2 separate regions of the Homo sapiens genome follow, and region 2 is linked to region 1. Evidence: chromatin loops called from intact Hi-C (ENCODE). Cell type or tissue: Calu3. All regions are shown on one strand. Links, peaks and the distances in the headings refer to the core of each region. The heading gives the core; the rest is flanking DNA.

Region 1 (8,288 bases), core at 2,184-7,183:
ACACAGGTTGCATGAATCTGATTTCAGATCTTGGGATGAGTTCTCAGGTGCCAATCGTAGTGGACTTGGCTGGGCCATCCTCAGGGCCCTGGATAGCATGTTCTGCTATTGGGGGGTGCAGAGCCAGGCCAGGTAGACCTGCCTTCAGGATTCCAGGTGGTACCTGCAGTCAGGCACTAGCTGTGATAGGCAGGAGTGAAGTGATCCTCAGGCTTCTGGTGGAAGCAGCAGTGCCTGTGCTGTGGCCCTGCTGCTAGTGCTACTAGGGAGGGCAGGGTTTTCTTAAGTGGGAGCAGCCATGGGCAGGCAGCTATAGGGCCTGCACTTCACTTGCACCTCAGCCCCACAGAATCTTGAATTTTTTCCTCAGGGCATGTAAAAATACATGACTGTCCCTCTGTTGAGCGGGGTGGGGTCACTGCCAATGGCTCCTGCCTCAGCCCCGTTGCAGTAGCTGTGGGTGGAGAATGTTCATGGGGATCCAGGGATGTGGAGATTCAGGACAGGTTGGGACCCAGGGTAGGAGGCAGTTTGATGAAAGCTGGGCTCTTACAATGGTGCTGCGCTGCAGCTGCTCAAGACTCTGGGATTTGTGGGACTCAACCTGAGCTCCCTCTCTGGAGCAATGCCATTGCACTATCTTCAGGCAGCTGCCTATGATAGTCTTAGGGCCTACAAGGGTTGGGGGGATCTCCCCTGGCTAAAATCATGGGAATCTGCAGTGAGAATGTAGATCACTACCCTCTTCTTACATTAGGGATCCTTTCCAGGCTCTCAGCTGATCCTGGTCCAACAAGTTGCCTTACTTCCCTCTCCTTCCTTGTAGGCCTTATATCTTTAAGGTGCAGTTTCTTATGAAACAAAGAGTATTATGAGATTTCTCTAGGATAAAACATGAAGTGTTTGCTCTTTGCTGAGTTAATTGTAAAGGGGAATGCAGAATGCTGGTACCTACTGGATATACCATGTCTCTTTATGTATAAAAGATAAGGGAACAGCTGGACTAGTCTCTCTACCTCAATTTACTTCACAAAAATATGGTTTTCAGCTTTTGAGAAAGCCTATTTTCCTTTAGTACACATTGTCCTGTACAAATTTAAGAATAAGAAGATATTGCCATTTGTACCTTAGAATCAGTTATATCTACACACTGGCTTTAATATATTGAAAAATGTATTTTTTATATTGTGAGCATTCACAGTAAACAGCTGAAGTAAAGAGCTATGGTGACTTCAGAACATGTCGCCTTCTTAAACTTTGTGATTTGATCTTATGCCATCTTGGCAATATTTTCTGCATTATGTTGTTAATTTTTGTGACAATAGGCATATTTCACATTAACATATTTCACGTAAACTGGAATTGGATTAAATGATTAAAACACCATTAACACTGTCATCTACTGACTAGCCAGTTAGCAAGTTACCAGCAACACATTCAGAAGATTAGGTCTAGGAAATCAAATAGCTATTACTAGGCATAACAGAACCAAAGGCAAACATTCACATTTCTTTATATAACCAGGTCATAGGTTGTTTCTGTCAACTGAAATGTTTTTCCTGCTAAGCCCATGGCTATTGTCTTTGCTTCCAGGTCTCATCTTTGTTACCTCCCCTGTAGCACCTTCCTCAACCATACTAGCTAAGTTAGCCTCACATCCCTGTTATTCTCAATCATGGCACCTTTATTGCTTGTTTCTTTTATATTAGTATCACAAGTAGTAATACTAAATATATGTTTGTTTAGTTTTTGTTCATCTGTGTTTCCAACTTGCAAACTTTGTTAATGGAAAAACACTTTCAATTAACAGAGTAGATATCTAGCATGGTAGTATCTGCTTCATAATAGACAAACAATAAATATTTAATAAGTGAGTGGACAAATACATGTGTATATGTTCTTCAAAAAACCTGTAAGAATAGACAATAATCTCTATTTGTGGAGTTTTAATTCATTTTCATTTTTATCTTTATGGATTTCTGCATTTTTTTAGATTTTCTATATAAAAATATATTTATCATAATAAAATTTTCAGGCTTTAAAAATAGGAAAAGCAGATAAATAAAAATGAATACAATTAATAAATTAAAAATAAAATAAAATCAATAAAATATATAAATAAAATAAAAAATACATAAATAAAATTAATCTCCAAAAGAAAAAACAAAATTTAAAGAAATTATAGTATTTTGAAAGCAATTATTATATAGCAGTGATCATAAATTATATATTTCCTGACTAAAAGATTAAATCCATTATTAAGCTGAACCAAGTTTCATAGTAGAGTGATCCCTCTCTGTACATTTTCTGTATTGCCTTTTTTTGGCTCCTAGAAATAAGATAATTCTTCCCAAATAGTCCTTGATATCACTGAAAATTTGACAATTTATTATTAAAGCACAAAAGCTAATACTCTGCTGATGTTGTGTCAAGAAAATCAACACAATGAATAATTCCAGCTCTAAAATGGTATTATATCCTGCTAGTATGTGATAAGGCTAAAGACCTAGAAGAATCTAGGACAAATTGCAACTAAATCCCCACCCAACCACTTTCCTCCACCCATTTCCCATAAAACCTGCCCCAGGAACACTTGTCCATTTTTCTTCAAATCATTTGTCAGATTCCCCCAGTGAACTCCTGAGTATTTGAATACTCAAACATGAGAAAGATTAAGCAAATGTGGTTTTAATATTGGCTTGGCAAATCACATATGAAGAAAAATAGAAAGGGTCATTCTGAAAATTAATCACAGATTATTGGGTAGCAAACAGTACAATGCCACACTTAACTTTAGTTGAGCCAGACAGAGCACAAATATTTGACTTTTTAAATCGACAGTGATACAGAGTCTAGAGACATATGGAAGAAAAATTGCTCAGTTTTCGGTCCTCTTTTTTTTGCCTACTATTGCTGTCAGGGTAGACACTGGTGATTTATTTTAAGCTGAATTTCACTCAATCAGCAAGAAGCCATAAATTAATGTTAAGATAATACACATTATGCTGAGCAAATTACTTTCAAATCAATGAGATCAATGAGTATGTTGTAACTGATATGTCTTAATTATCAATATTTCTGTTCATGTCACTTTCAGTTTTCCATTACATACCACATATCCTATTTCAAACCAAATGCATCTTAAATCAAGCTAAAAATATTTAAACATTTTAGGATAGATGTTCTCCACTGACTTTTATTAATAAGTTACAGGCACTGAAAACCAAAAGAAGCAAGTCCATGTGTACTATGTCTACATGTTTGATATAGTTTATGGCAAAAACTAAATATTTTCTGATTAGGCCATTTTTTTTTATTTTCAAGTTTCTTTATATCCTAAGCCAGCTCTTCCAAGATGTGGAATATTTCCAAAGTTACTATAGGCATGCTCTTCTGTGAAAGTATTTCTTTCCTATAAAATGAGCCAATAGTGATTCTTCAGTCTTTCATGATGAAAGCAGCACTGAGAACCATTCTTTACAACCTGTCTCCTACAAGAGAAGAGAGAAAAGATAAGAGACAAAACTATTAGAGTCCTGTAAACCAAATATTCTTTTATGATGTGTTCTATTCAGCATCAGTTAAGCGAAACTCACACTGAAGACTACCAAGGGGAAAAGAAAGCATTCTTCTTGCCTGGAAATTAAGCTATCTTATGCCAGATATATGAGGAATGTATTCTCTACCAGGAGAAGAACAAACTCAGAAATTCACAAGTCATTATTGTTACCTAACTTTACAATGGATTTCAATTCTTCCTAAGAAGGATGTGTTCTTTGTATCCTCACATATTCAGTCAGATTTATTCCCACTGGGTCTGTAGTAGCCAAATCTTGCCTTTTGAACTTCTAAAATAGTTTCTTATAAGTATTTTTCAACTTCCTTAACTGCAGAATTTCCTTTTCAAATGCTAGAATGTTCCCATTTTAGGATTGCGTGCTACTCTATCTTCACTGATAGTAGTTCAAAATAAAAACTTGTTATTTGTCTAAAGTCTTTGACTAAAGAAGAAGAAATATCGAGAAAAGAGTATTTGCATCTGACATCACCAAATTACTAAAGGCCAACATTTGTATCTGTTAGATAACTCATTTATCTTTCACTTACATATTACTGTAAGCAAAATATATCAACACATGTTTGATCAGGAGATTGAGAAATATTTACTTTACTGGGATAAGTCAGGGTAAATACTCTTTGACTAAAATATTGGCTCAAAAACATGTATCTTGGAATAGTTCCAGATTTTGGAGAAAATTAATTTATCAGAGAATATCCATGCTTTCTCAGGTACAGATTTTCATTAGGAGGAATTTAATATATTCCAAGAGCTTTTGTCCCCTATTAAGAGTTACATGTTAGCATCAGGTTTCATGGGCCCTCCTCAACATACACAAAAAGGCAGTTAGTATCACTTAGTAGTTACCCAATGAGGTTAGAGCTGATTATTCTCTTCCTCAAAGAGGAGATTAAACTCTTTCATAGATAAAAAGCCACAATGACAAAAAAAAATCTATATATGAGCAATGTTACACAGTCTTAGAGCTCTTTACAACAGTAAGCTTTAATGCCAATCCCCTTCAAAAAAAAGGGAGTGGGTTAGATTTCTTACCTGCTCAGTTCACTTTGTTTAATGCTAAATTCCCACCATTTAATCCAAAATAATATAGTTGCAGTCCTTTTTATTTAGTGAAAAACCTTAAATGGTTCCCATTAGAAATTTATATATGTGTATGTATTAACACCTAAACTACAATTTTCCTGTATTGTTTCCAAACTACTTCCTTACTTGTGACATAATTCCTCCTGCTTCCTTTTGGTATGAATAAGAAGACACTGGTAGCAAGGCCCTAGGCCAGTGCCTCATGTTTCTGAATGGACTCAGCCCTGAGCATTGTGGGAGACATAATCTGACAGGGTACCAAATACCTTGGGAAAAGTTGTTAACTATGGACAGGGAACAAGGACTACTTAGGTTTCACACAGGCATCCAGTAAATCATTATTAAAACCCGCTGGTACAAAGAACTTAAAATTTTTAATTTATGTCCTAGTTTGACCTTATTAGTTTATAAATATTGGCATGTCACCTGTCTCCATTCTTCTGTTTTTTCATTTTTCAATTACAAAGACATGTGTTCTGCCTGCGCCCCGTAGACATTCGGCACACCTGGGCCCCTGTTGCAACCTCTGGGCTGTTGTTAACATATAAGGAGATCATGTTCCCAAAAGTATTAGGAAAATAATTAAGTGCTATACCAGTGCAAGTGGGATTTTTTCCCACAAGTCACTGTGCTAGGTGCTATGATAGATACAAGGAATTCACAACCTAGCAAGGAAGATAATGCAGGTATTGAGGGGGTGATACAAAATAATTAGCAGTACATGGGAACCAACCAGTCATAGAGTGCCAGGGAATACCACCTAAATATCAGTCCTAAATGTCATATCAAAACAATGTATTATAAAGCACAAAGAGAAAGATCTTGATTCTTATTATGTTCATACTGTTTGTGATCTACTCTTTCATAAGTTATATATTGTCACTTCTATATTATAATGGCTGAATTCAAGCTTGCAGACAAAGGGTAAAGAACTAGTCTTTCTAGCTAACACCTGCTAGTCAATGGTCCAATTCAGCAGTATTCCATCTCTGTTTGTATAGCAATGTCTATTTGTGTAGTTAATAAAATATTCAACTGCATTTTGACTTACTGTTTTATACAAGTGGTAAAATATATAAAAAGAAACTAAAATTAGGAAGCATTGGGCCAGGCATGGTGGCTCACGCCTGTAATCCCAGCACTTTGGGAGGCCGAAGCGGAAAGATCACGAGGTCAGGAGATTGAGACCATCCTGGCTAACATGGTGAAATCCCGTCTCTACTACAAATACAAAAAAATTAGTTGGGTGTGGTGGTGGGCACCTGTAGTCCCAGCTACTCAGGAGGCTGAGGCAGGAGAATGGTGTGAACCCCAGAGGCAGAGCTTTCAGTGAGCCGAGATCGCGCCACTGCACTCCAGCCTGGGTGACAGAGCGAGACTCCGTCTCAAAATAAATAAATAAATAAATAAAAATAAAAGAAGTATTGGTCTCACATTCAATAAAATTTATGAAAATACATTATCACATGTGCAAAAATTTTAAATTATAGTTTAGACATCTATAAAATAAACTGTCTTAGAAAATTAAGACAATAAACCAGATACTCAACTGTTAAATAAGAGAATAACATGCTTGGAAAATATTATCAAGATCATCATGTACTAATTAACTATATTATAAATTTTATTTATAATATACTTATAATAACCATATAGTTATTATAATATGAAACTATATTATAAATAGTAAAATTTATAATATAGTTGGCACATTGGGAATGAAACATTTAATCCTGTTTTTTGACTTCTAGTACCATTGATTTTTTAACATGTTTTCAATAATGCATTGTGTGTAAAAGTAGGAGAAAACTGATAGAAAAGTGTTGTGACAATTGGCAACAGAAATACATTTATAGATGGGAGGATAAAAGCTAAGTCTCAGAAAAGAACTAGAATTCGAACTTATGAAAATGAGGAGGACATTCTGGGTGGAGAGAGCTACTTAATCAAAAGTTTTAAGGTGGAAAAATACAGGGCATATATGAGGAACAGTCAGTCCCTGTTCCTGACAAGAGAAGGTGATGCTTTCTGGAACAAATCAAAAATAGAAAATTATAGTTAAGAAGTTAGAAATAGCTGCAAAATAGCAAATAAGATTTCAAAAACTCATCCTATCTTTTGTAACCATTCTTTTCGTTCCTGCCTACATATGTATCTTTTCCTGCAGCAAAAGACATTGACCGTCAAAACACATGCTCAGATGTTCACTTTCAGCTTAGAAATATGATACTTAATTTGAGCAGGAGAAATTTAGGGGACTCAAGTCCAAAACACTGGGACCAGCATCAAGTTACTCTGGGTATTAATGCATAAACACTTGCCATTTGTAAAATAAGTAAATTGTGAATCTTAATTTTGGCCTTCTGAACTGGCTCCTGCAAGTTGGGTCTCAATGGTAACATGAACCTGTCTTATTCCATGGTCAGAGTCACTTTTTTGATTACTTTCCTACTATAACCTGACTAGTGCTCCAAACCACTGGAACAGAGTTAGAATAGAGTTGTGTTTTTCCCTTTGTGCAGCTCAGCAATTTAGATCCTGTTACATGAATCACGGTTTTTATAGTACCAACTGCCTTTCTGTACCCAAGGATCTCTGACTATCACAGACTCTTAGATTCCCATAGCTTTTCTTTGCAAATTTGTTGACCCCCAGTTGTTCTCACTTGCTTGGTCATTGTGACCATTGCCTGGTCCTGAATCTACCATATTCTTTCTGTTCTGGCCTTTTTTCTGGGGACGATCACCGTTAATTCAGTCCAGTACTATGTCTTACTGCCCTAAACTGCTACAATTAATAGGGGTCATTTTCAGCCATGAACTAACAGATGATATATGTCTTCCTCCCTTTTTCTAACTTTTTGTATTTTAAAAAAATATAGTGAACACATTGTACCTTTTTTTTGAAGTTTCCTTGATAAACTACTAACCTCTTGCTATTTTTAGGAAAGACACTAAAATTACACTTACCCTTTAAAAAAAGGTTGTTGAGATGTGAACAAATGTATATCATTCAAACAAATGTATATCAATAAAAGAATCAGAAGCTGGGTTTTCAGATCACTGCCACTGGATGGCACATTGCTCTGTCAGTGACAGGACAGTTTCTGCACTTGTGTTTCCGGGGACAGTCCTTACTCAGAGTGCAGAGGTGGACATAATTGATTGCATGTGTTTTACAAGTACATGATCATACTGCAGGGAGGGAGGGTGAGTCAGTTGCTTGACCAAATTACTGAACCTACTCTAGCTGAAGGACAGAGAGTAGGCACTAAGAGCGCAGCAAAGAGAGTAAGACATACTGCCTCCTTCCACAAACATTCAAGAGTTGTGACTGGCAATCCTGGCTGAGGATCAAGGTTAGCTTGGAAGCTTTTAAAAGCAACAGATGCCCAGGCTATAACCCGAGAGTCTTGGAGTAAGGGTAGAAATTGTGACAATAAGTCAGAGTTGAGATTCATTGCTTTATGGTCAAATTGGGGAGTAAGCAAAGATTTATGTAATCAACATTCAAAGACAGGTTAATATGCACACCAGCCTGCAATGTTTGGTTTGAACAAAAACAAAACATGTGGGAGTTTAGGGAATTCTACTGTATAGATTGCCATTTGTTGTTCTTCATATCA
Region 2 (8,288 bases), core at 2,064-7,063, 110 kb after region 1:
TTCCCTAAAAGTTTAAAATAAGAACATTCCTATACATTCCCTTCATTATTTAAGAAGTTCGGGTGTGCTTCTCTAGGAAATGATTTGTGTTACAGAGTTTTGAGACTGGCAGAAAAATCTCCCTAAAAAGAAGTTCTACAGCTGTGAAATGTTCTCCCCCTGACACAGTTTCAGTCTGGAGGCATTTAGAGTAAGAAGTAAGAGTCTTCACTTTTATTGGCTGTGTGTGGGTTGTTTGGTTTCTTGGCAGGCATGTTTTGCATGTTGAATATTTCCCATGAATACTTTCTTTTTGTTTAGTGTTTTGGGGCCTCTAGTTCTAGTAGGTAACCAATAAATTAAGCAAAACGAATTAAATATCCCTTTTTTCATGCTTTGGTTATATGCCTTTAAGAGGAAAGTGTTTAGGGGCCTAAATTTTCTACTTAATTGACTAAATTTTAGATTTATTTTTTGCTTGTTAAAAATCCTCAATGAGTTTGTAATTTCCTTTGAGGGTAGGGATTATCTTGTGTTTATTTATTTCCACAGGGCTGCATACAGTGTTCAGCATAAAACAAGGCTTCAAATTAGAAAGAAGTATAACTCTTCAGGCTTTAAATTAGAAAGAAGTATAACTCTTCGCAATTTACTTATTCCTGAAAATTGTATAAAATGTTTGCTAACAAATTAATACTGTAAAATTAAATCAAGCAATGGTTGAAATATTTGGTGACCAAAAGATACGCTAATATCTTAGAAATATTATTTTATACAATGCCTATGTTAAGTGCAAGCGGTTCTTATTTATTTCTATAGTGGTTTTCTGCATATCACTTCTCTACTAATCTCCTCACATTAACTTTTAAGAAAAGCCTAATAGATTCTCTACTCTTTCTTCTCCTTCTATTTTCCATTGTGAGTGTTATGCCATGCAACCAACCTGATAATATGAATCATAACAGCTCAGGTGAGTTCATATATAACCTTATCTCATGCATGTCATCTCACTTCATCTCCTTTCATGCCCTGGCTCAGGTCTTCAACAATACTGCAGTAACCACCTACTGCAGCTCATTCCTTCAGTTTCTAGCCTCCAAGTTAGAAACTTCTTGGTTCATTTTTCAAAGTGCTACTATTCATCCCTGTAAATCACACCCTGGTCTTGTCTCTGACTTATTAAAATAAATTCAACGATTTTCTACTTCCCATAAAGTAAAGTACTAAAAACATGACTTCTAACACACATTTCAAGAAAATTACAACATAATGCAAGCCAAGCATTCATGGAAAAGAATGCTAAGATAAAAGTTAAAAAGATTAGATAGGTAGATAGATATGTAAATAAAATAGATGTGAAGGCATTTCTGTATAATTTTAAGAGATGTTGTTTCTTGTTTTGTAAGGAGGAGTAGGATGTTTAGCAAGAAAGTGATATGATGCAATTTGAATTTTAGGGGCATTGCTCAGGCTACCATGTACATAAAGGGAGGAAAAAAAGGCACTGGAGGAGACATTGGATAGGAGCATATCTCAGTTAAGTTCAGGTAAGAGATGATAAGAGGGTGGAGAGAAGGAGATCGAATCAGCAGCAGAATCAAAGTTACCTAATGACTGATTAGAGAAGTAGAGAGAGGAAGCCAAAAAAAAAAAAAACAAAAAAAAAAACAGAAAAGGACTCTGAGGTTACTAGTTTAGATGACAAAGGTATGGTTTTTACCAGTAACAAAAATGTGAGATATTAGTGGAAGAACAGATTTGGTGGAGTTGGAAATACTGGGTGATTAGTGATGGGGCATGGTAGGAAGAGCAAACTGAGCTTAGTTTTGTATTTGTTGGGGTTGACAGTCCGGTAAAACACTCAGAGAAGGTATTTAATGTGGAAGTATTTAGGCAATATCCTGTGTGTGCTTTTTAAAAATCGTTGTGTAGAGCCCAGTAGATTTTCTTTAGTTCTCAGTGTATATTTCTTAAATGAATGAACAACTATGAATGAGGGAATAAATAAGTGAAGGATTGCACTGAGATAGGCAAAGAGCAGAGAGGGGTTTTTTAATTTAATTTTATTTATTTATTTATTTATTTTTACATCTATTTCATTCTCTAGATGGCTCAGGAGCACCTCAGGGACAGCAAGGCCCTATGACAGCTCCTTAGCAGTATACCCTGTATTATAACTGTTATCAAGTAGCCATAAGCCTCATTTCATTTATTTGAGACATGCAAAGGGCTAGCAAAAATGAGATTTTCACTGATGAACTTCAGTTGTCAATATATGTACAAGATCATGCTAAGAGAGGCAAAAAAAGGATTCTTTGTAAGCTGCCCCTGATGTTCCATGAGCTTAGAAATCTGCCCTTACTTTGCATCTTCTTCACTTCTTCCCAGTCTTTTAAAATTTCATTTACTTTCTTTGGCTATTATTTTGTCCTTCTCTCTTTGCTTTCCTGTTTATTAACTTTACTTAGTCTTCTTCTGATTCTTCTCATAAATATCACTCATCATATTTTAGAGATTGAGAAAACTTGTAGTAAGATTAGCTGGTCTTCGTGGAAAGATTCAAAAGCAGTTTAATTCCATCAAAATGGAGAAAAAGGGATTTTAAATTTGGCATAGAGTTACAAGGCATGCAACTTAAATGTGTGTAACATAACTACCATGGAATCTAAGTTTTTTTTAAGTTTTAAAAAATTTCAATAGTGATGGCTTTAATTATCTTGTGGTGGGAACTAGGAATTTTGGTCTTTAAAGAGTCTGCTTCAAAAAGATGTATAATATTTCAGATTCATACTCAAGCCTGAAAGAAGAAACAGAATGTTTCTAATAGGCTAAATGTTCCAACAACTGATAATAGATGAAGTCATTGTCTTTGATTTTGGCTTGGGAAATAAGTATTATGTCTTGAAACTGGTGTCTATATTACTAAAATTGATAAATATTTGAAGAACTTAGGAGGAAAATCACTTGGTACATAACCCGCACTCAGTAAATATTTGTTAAATTAATAAATTCAGCCTCAGAGTACAAGAGTGAATAAATGCTAGCTCTGCCTGACTAAATGATCATAAATTCAGTTAAAGCGGATTCAGAATTAGTATGATTCTTTTTTTCTGAGGTAGTACAGTAAGGTGGAAAAGAACACAGACTTTGGAGAAGAAAAGCCTTTGATTCAAATTACACCTCCAGTTCTTATTAGCTGTGTGACGATAAACTGTTTAATTTCCCCAAACCTCAGTTTTTTTCTTTCAGGAAAAAGAGACCTTTTAATATCCAGAATCTACAATGAACTCCAACAAATTTACAAGAAAAAAACAAACAACCCCATCAAAAAGTGGGCAAAGGATATGAATAGACACTTCTCAAAAGAAGACATTTATGCAGCCAAAAGACACATGAAAAATGCTCATCATCACTGGCCATCAGAGAAATGCACATCAAAATCACAATGAGATACCATCTCACACCACTTAGAATGGCGATCATTAAAAAGTCAGGAAACAACAGGTGCTGGAGAGGATGTGGAAAAATAGGAACACTTTTACACTGTTGGTGGGACAGTAAACTAGTTCAACCATTGTGGAAGTCAGTGTGGCGATTCCTCGGGGATCTAGAACTAGAAATACCATTTGACCCAGCCATCCCATTACTGGGTATATACACAAAGGATTATAAATCATGCTGCTATAAAAACACATGCACACATATGTTTATTGCGGCACTATTCACAATAGCAAAGACTTGGAACCAACCCAAACGTCCAACAATGATACACTGGATTAAGAAAATGTGGCACATACACACCATGGAATACTATGCAGCCATAAAAAAGGATGCATTCATGTCTTTTGTAGGGACATGGATGAAGCTGGAAACCATCATTCTCAGCAAACTATCACAAGGACAAAAAACCAAACACCGCACATTCTCACTCATAGGTGGGAATTGAACAATGAGAACACTTGGACACAGGAAGGGGAACATCACACACCGGGGCCTGTTGTGGGGTGGGGGGAGGGGGGAGGGATAGCATTTGGAGATATACCTAATATTAAATCATGAGTTAATGGGTGCAGCACACCAACAAGGCACATGTATACATATGTAACTAATCTGCACGTTGTGCACATGTACCCTAAAACTTAAAGTATAATAAAAAAAGAAAAGAAAAGAAAAGAAAAGGAGACTGCAGCACCTATGTCTTTGGGTGAGGGTCAAATATGATAGTGAATTAAATCATTTACACAGTAATGGTCATGTAGTACATGATAACTATTGCTATCATCCTAAGCAAAAATGTAAATTTATCACAGTATCTCACTTCTCTTAAACAATAACAACAGAATAAATTCAAATTTTCTCTTGACAAAGAATGGAGGATACTGTATGCTATTGCCTTTTCAATTGTTAACAAATCAAAAGTGGTTTGCTTTACACATACTGACTTTCAAGGCTTTTTCTAGGGTACTTGGGGTTAGCATCACATACCTGAATTACTCAGGGGAATTTAAGTCAAATAAGAAGATCCTTACTCAGAGACAGCGCAGGTCTACTGATTTCTAGGACCTAGACTGAAGAAAAGTGTCATGTTGAATGAATTTTATGGATGCTATTGATGAGCATGGACAGCTAGAAAGTCCTTGAAGAGGGTAGGCAGCATGAGTCATCACTCTCAGAGTGACCTTTTCTGCAAAGGTGGACAACAGGTGTGGGATTCATGCAAATAATAGAAAAGGGTGACTCACTGCTTTTTAATTTAGACTACATTAGCGGGTAGGAAGGTTCCAATTCAGAAAAGAGACAAAGCCTCTATTATTTCTTTGGCAGCTCTTTTTGTTTGTTTTTGAGCCTGCTTATCTCCCAAATTAGATAAAGTAACAGAAATAGAGGGAAGGTTCATAGAGAGGCTTAGATAAGAGAAATGCCTGTGAAAATTCTGTCTGAAATAGGGCAAAAAGCTTCCCTGACTGAGTGTGATTCACCCTGTTATAAATTGGACAGAAGAAGAAACAGGACATATAATAGCTACTTTCTTTTTATTTCAAAAAGACATAGATACATTATTTTTCTTTTTCATCTTATAGTCCACTAATGCTGGAGGTATTTTTTAATATTTGGAATTTTTCTATCACCTAGCGAATCTACTAAGACTCAATCTCTTCCTAAGCAAGTAAGACTTGAGACATTGTATTTTCCCTTTCAATTTGTTACCTTAATTTTGGTAAATAATTGTAAAGACTACAATAGTTAAAATGAGAAGGAATTTAAATGGTAACAGATAATGGCGAGCAATGAAGTGGCACAGTGATGTCTAGAAAGATTGCATTATTGTGGGAATAACAGAATGAAACTATACAGCACTGCTATGTGACAGCTCAAGTCCAGCGCAGGCTAACAGCAGTAACTAAACATCATAGGAACACTTTATCCTTCACTAAAAGTATTTAGTGCTTTTAATCAGCTCAAATAAAAGAGTCTCATCACTCCTTGAAAATACATGACAAGAAGGAGCTCTTAGTTTTTGTAACTGTATATTTTATGGAGAAGATGCAAACACTTTAGAGTTTCCCCCAAGTGTGAAAGTGTTGTCTTTTTAAATAGGCAATTAAAAAAAGGAAGCCTGGCTTAGTTATGACTATGTAGTTCTCTCTGATTTGTATTTTCTACCAGCAACTTTGTAGTCAGCTGCAATTACAATTTGAAATTGTTTGCTCTTATCGTCATCATTTGACCCTTCTTTCTGAACTCAGTCCAGCACTTTTCTTATCGATGTATGAGATACCATAAATTAGAGTTCTAGGAGCCCTTCATTGACTTGTTTGGAGAGGCTGTTTAAGGGGATTGAGTCTAGTGTGAGTTTCTGGCACCAGCAACTTGGTATGTTATGACTCAGTGCACAGAAATCATAAAAGACTGCTTCTCTCCCACTGGTCTTAAAAGGAGCTCAAAGTCCATGTTAGAAATAGTCATGCTTCTGAAAAATAAAGAGATTATCAAAATGCAGTAAAAACATAAAGACTTACAAATAAAAGTTGGTCTCAAATTTTTAGAATATAGAATTTTCTTATTGTATGAGTAACTACTGCAGTACAGTTTCCCTCAAACTACACACCACATAGATATGTTTCCAGAAGTTTTCTGAGAATAGAATCCAACAGAGAAGTTTATCCCAAAGCAAAGCTATCAGTTCATATATTGTTCCAGTTTCCATGCTATATTCACTAAATATCCATCTCTAAGGCAATACTTTGCTCCTTGCTGGTAGGATACTAGGAGACCTGAATAGATGAGTAGAAACAAGTTGTTTATAATGATATATTATATGTTGAATACAGCTATGTGCAAATAATTTTAATTTGTAAAAGTTACTATTTTGGGAATTAATAACTGTAGTTTATGGATTCTAAGTATGATAAATTATACTAATAGTCCTGGTAAATTTTTGTGGTAGGTTTTAATTCCCAGATAAAAGAGGATATTGAATAGAGTGAAACCTACCCTGGTAAATCCAGAAATAAGTCAACAAAATAAATAAAAAGAAGATTAGAATTAGAATATAAACAACTCTATCTTTCTTATATCCTCCAATCTTTATTGGCTTTAATAGTTCACAGATGAAAGGTTTGTGTTAAAATATACCACGCAAGCCTCAAATAAAGTTCGTTAACATCTAAAATTGTCATCCAGTAAGTCAAAATCAATAAAGCCCAAAAAATCAACGCTCCAAAAAGATGCCAAAATAAATGGTTTGATATAGGTACAACATAAGAGCTTCTTCCAGGTGATCTCTGGGGAGAAAAAGAAACAAAATTGGCAGCCTAGAGTTGCCAATTAGCAGGTTGGTTATATGAGAAATTGTGTCAGAATGTAAAATTTCCAGTGATTTATCAAAGATCCAGGAACACTCTTCCTCTTAGAATCATTAATTAATTGTGCACGTGTTTGTGTATTTGGTATTGTTGAGCAACTGTGTTTTGTCGTTATTTGAAAACTACAATCTCGTCTATAATTAGGAATTCCCACAGTTCTTTAAACATCTGTTCTGCAGAAATTGCACTCTAATGTTTTCTAGTAATGTTTTTAGTTTCCCAAAAAGGATTATCATTCAAATAAAAATGGACCCAGTTCTAAAATTTAAAAATTAAAATATATGCTATTATTTTAATCTTTAAGCATGTCTATATTTTACTGCTGTCATTATTATTATCTAGAAATAGTTTTTATTTGTTTGCTTGCATTGTTTTTGTTTTTGTTTGAGATGGAGTCTCACTCTGTCACCCAGGCTGAAGTGCAGTGGTATGATTTTAGCTCACTGCAACCTGTGCGGCCCGGGTTCAAGCAATTCTCCTGTCTCAGCCTCCCAAGTAGCTGGGATTACAGGTGCCTGCCATTGTGCCTGGCTAATTTTTGTATTTTCAGTAGAGACAGGGTTTCACCATGTTGGACAGGCTGGTCGTGAACTCCTGACCTCGTGATCCACCTGCTTCAGTCTCCTGAAGTGCTGGGATTACAGGCGTGAGCCACTGCACCCAGCCTAGAAATAGTTAATACAATATTAAATAAGACTGAAATATGGGAGACAATACTCTTTGAAGAGAATAAGAGCTATTTCTAAACCTGGTCTTTTTATCTTTTTTTTAATAGGAAATTAAATGCCCTTGATCTAGCATGATTATTATATTTTTCCTTATTTACACTTATAACTAAGAGAATTGAAACATTTTGCCAAATTCAGAGTGCAAGTGACCATGAGCCATTTTCCCAGTTTCCTATCAGTATTTGTGGAAACTGATGACAATTAAACCTAATAAAATTTAAATTATTATTGTTGTTATGTAATTGAACTTTTCATTTTAAGATAATTGTAGATTCACTTCTGGTTGTAAGCAATAAAATAGAGAGGTTCCCTGTAAACTTTATACAATTTTCCCCAATGGAAAAAAAAAAAACACAGAAGTGTAGTATATCTCAAGCAGAATATAGATGTCAGTGCAATCGATTGATTTATTCAGATTTCCCCAGTTTAACTTGTTCTTGCTTGCATATGTGTGTGTGTGTATTCAGTTCTGTGCAATTCTATCACATGTGTAGATTTGTGTATTTAATACCACAGTCAGGATACAGAACAGCTCCATTAGCATAGGGATTCCTCATTGTGCCCTTTCATTACCACATTCACCTTCGGGCCCCTCACCATGCTTCACCCTCTTTAATTTTGTCATTTCAAGAATGTAATGCAAATGGAATCATGCCTTATGTATGATAATGGCTTTGTCTACCTGCAATAATTCTCTTGAGACTCATCCAAGTTG

The links. Hi-C counts contacts between places; a loop is a spot of excess contacts. Peaks named below come from ENCODE experiments on the same cell type or tissue, not always from the same donor. Only the 100,000 strongest peaks of a DNase experiment are listed, where the experiment ranks them.
Region 2: it touches region 1 in a loop (2.6-fold over the local background); 1 of 110 quality-filtered maps calls a loop at or near these places.

What each region holds. Positions count from the first base shown.
Region 1 is chr6:81,442,570-81,450,857 of GRCh38, forward strand. It overlaps LOC105377871 (a long non-coding RNA gene), which reads right to left. Exons shown (of 5, transcript XR_007059658.1): 5 at 2,673-3,491. Among named protein-coding and RNA genes, the nearest start is that of TENT5A, 310 kb to the right of the region's middle. In Calu3, for the core only: no CTCF peak of the experiment used is centred there; no DNase peak of the experiment used is centred there.
Region 2 is chr6:81,556,570-81,564,857 of GRCh38, forward strand. No RefSeq gene overlaps it. Among named protein-coding and RNA genes, the nearest start is that of TENT5A, 190 kb to the right of the region's middle. In Calu3, for the core only: no CTCF peak of the experiment used is centred there; a DNase peak (open chromatin) is centred at 4,662.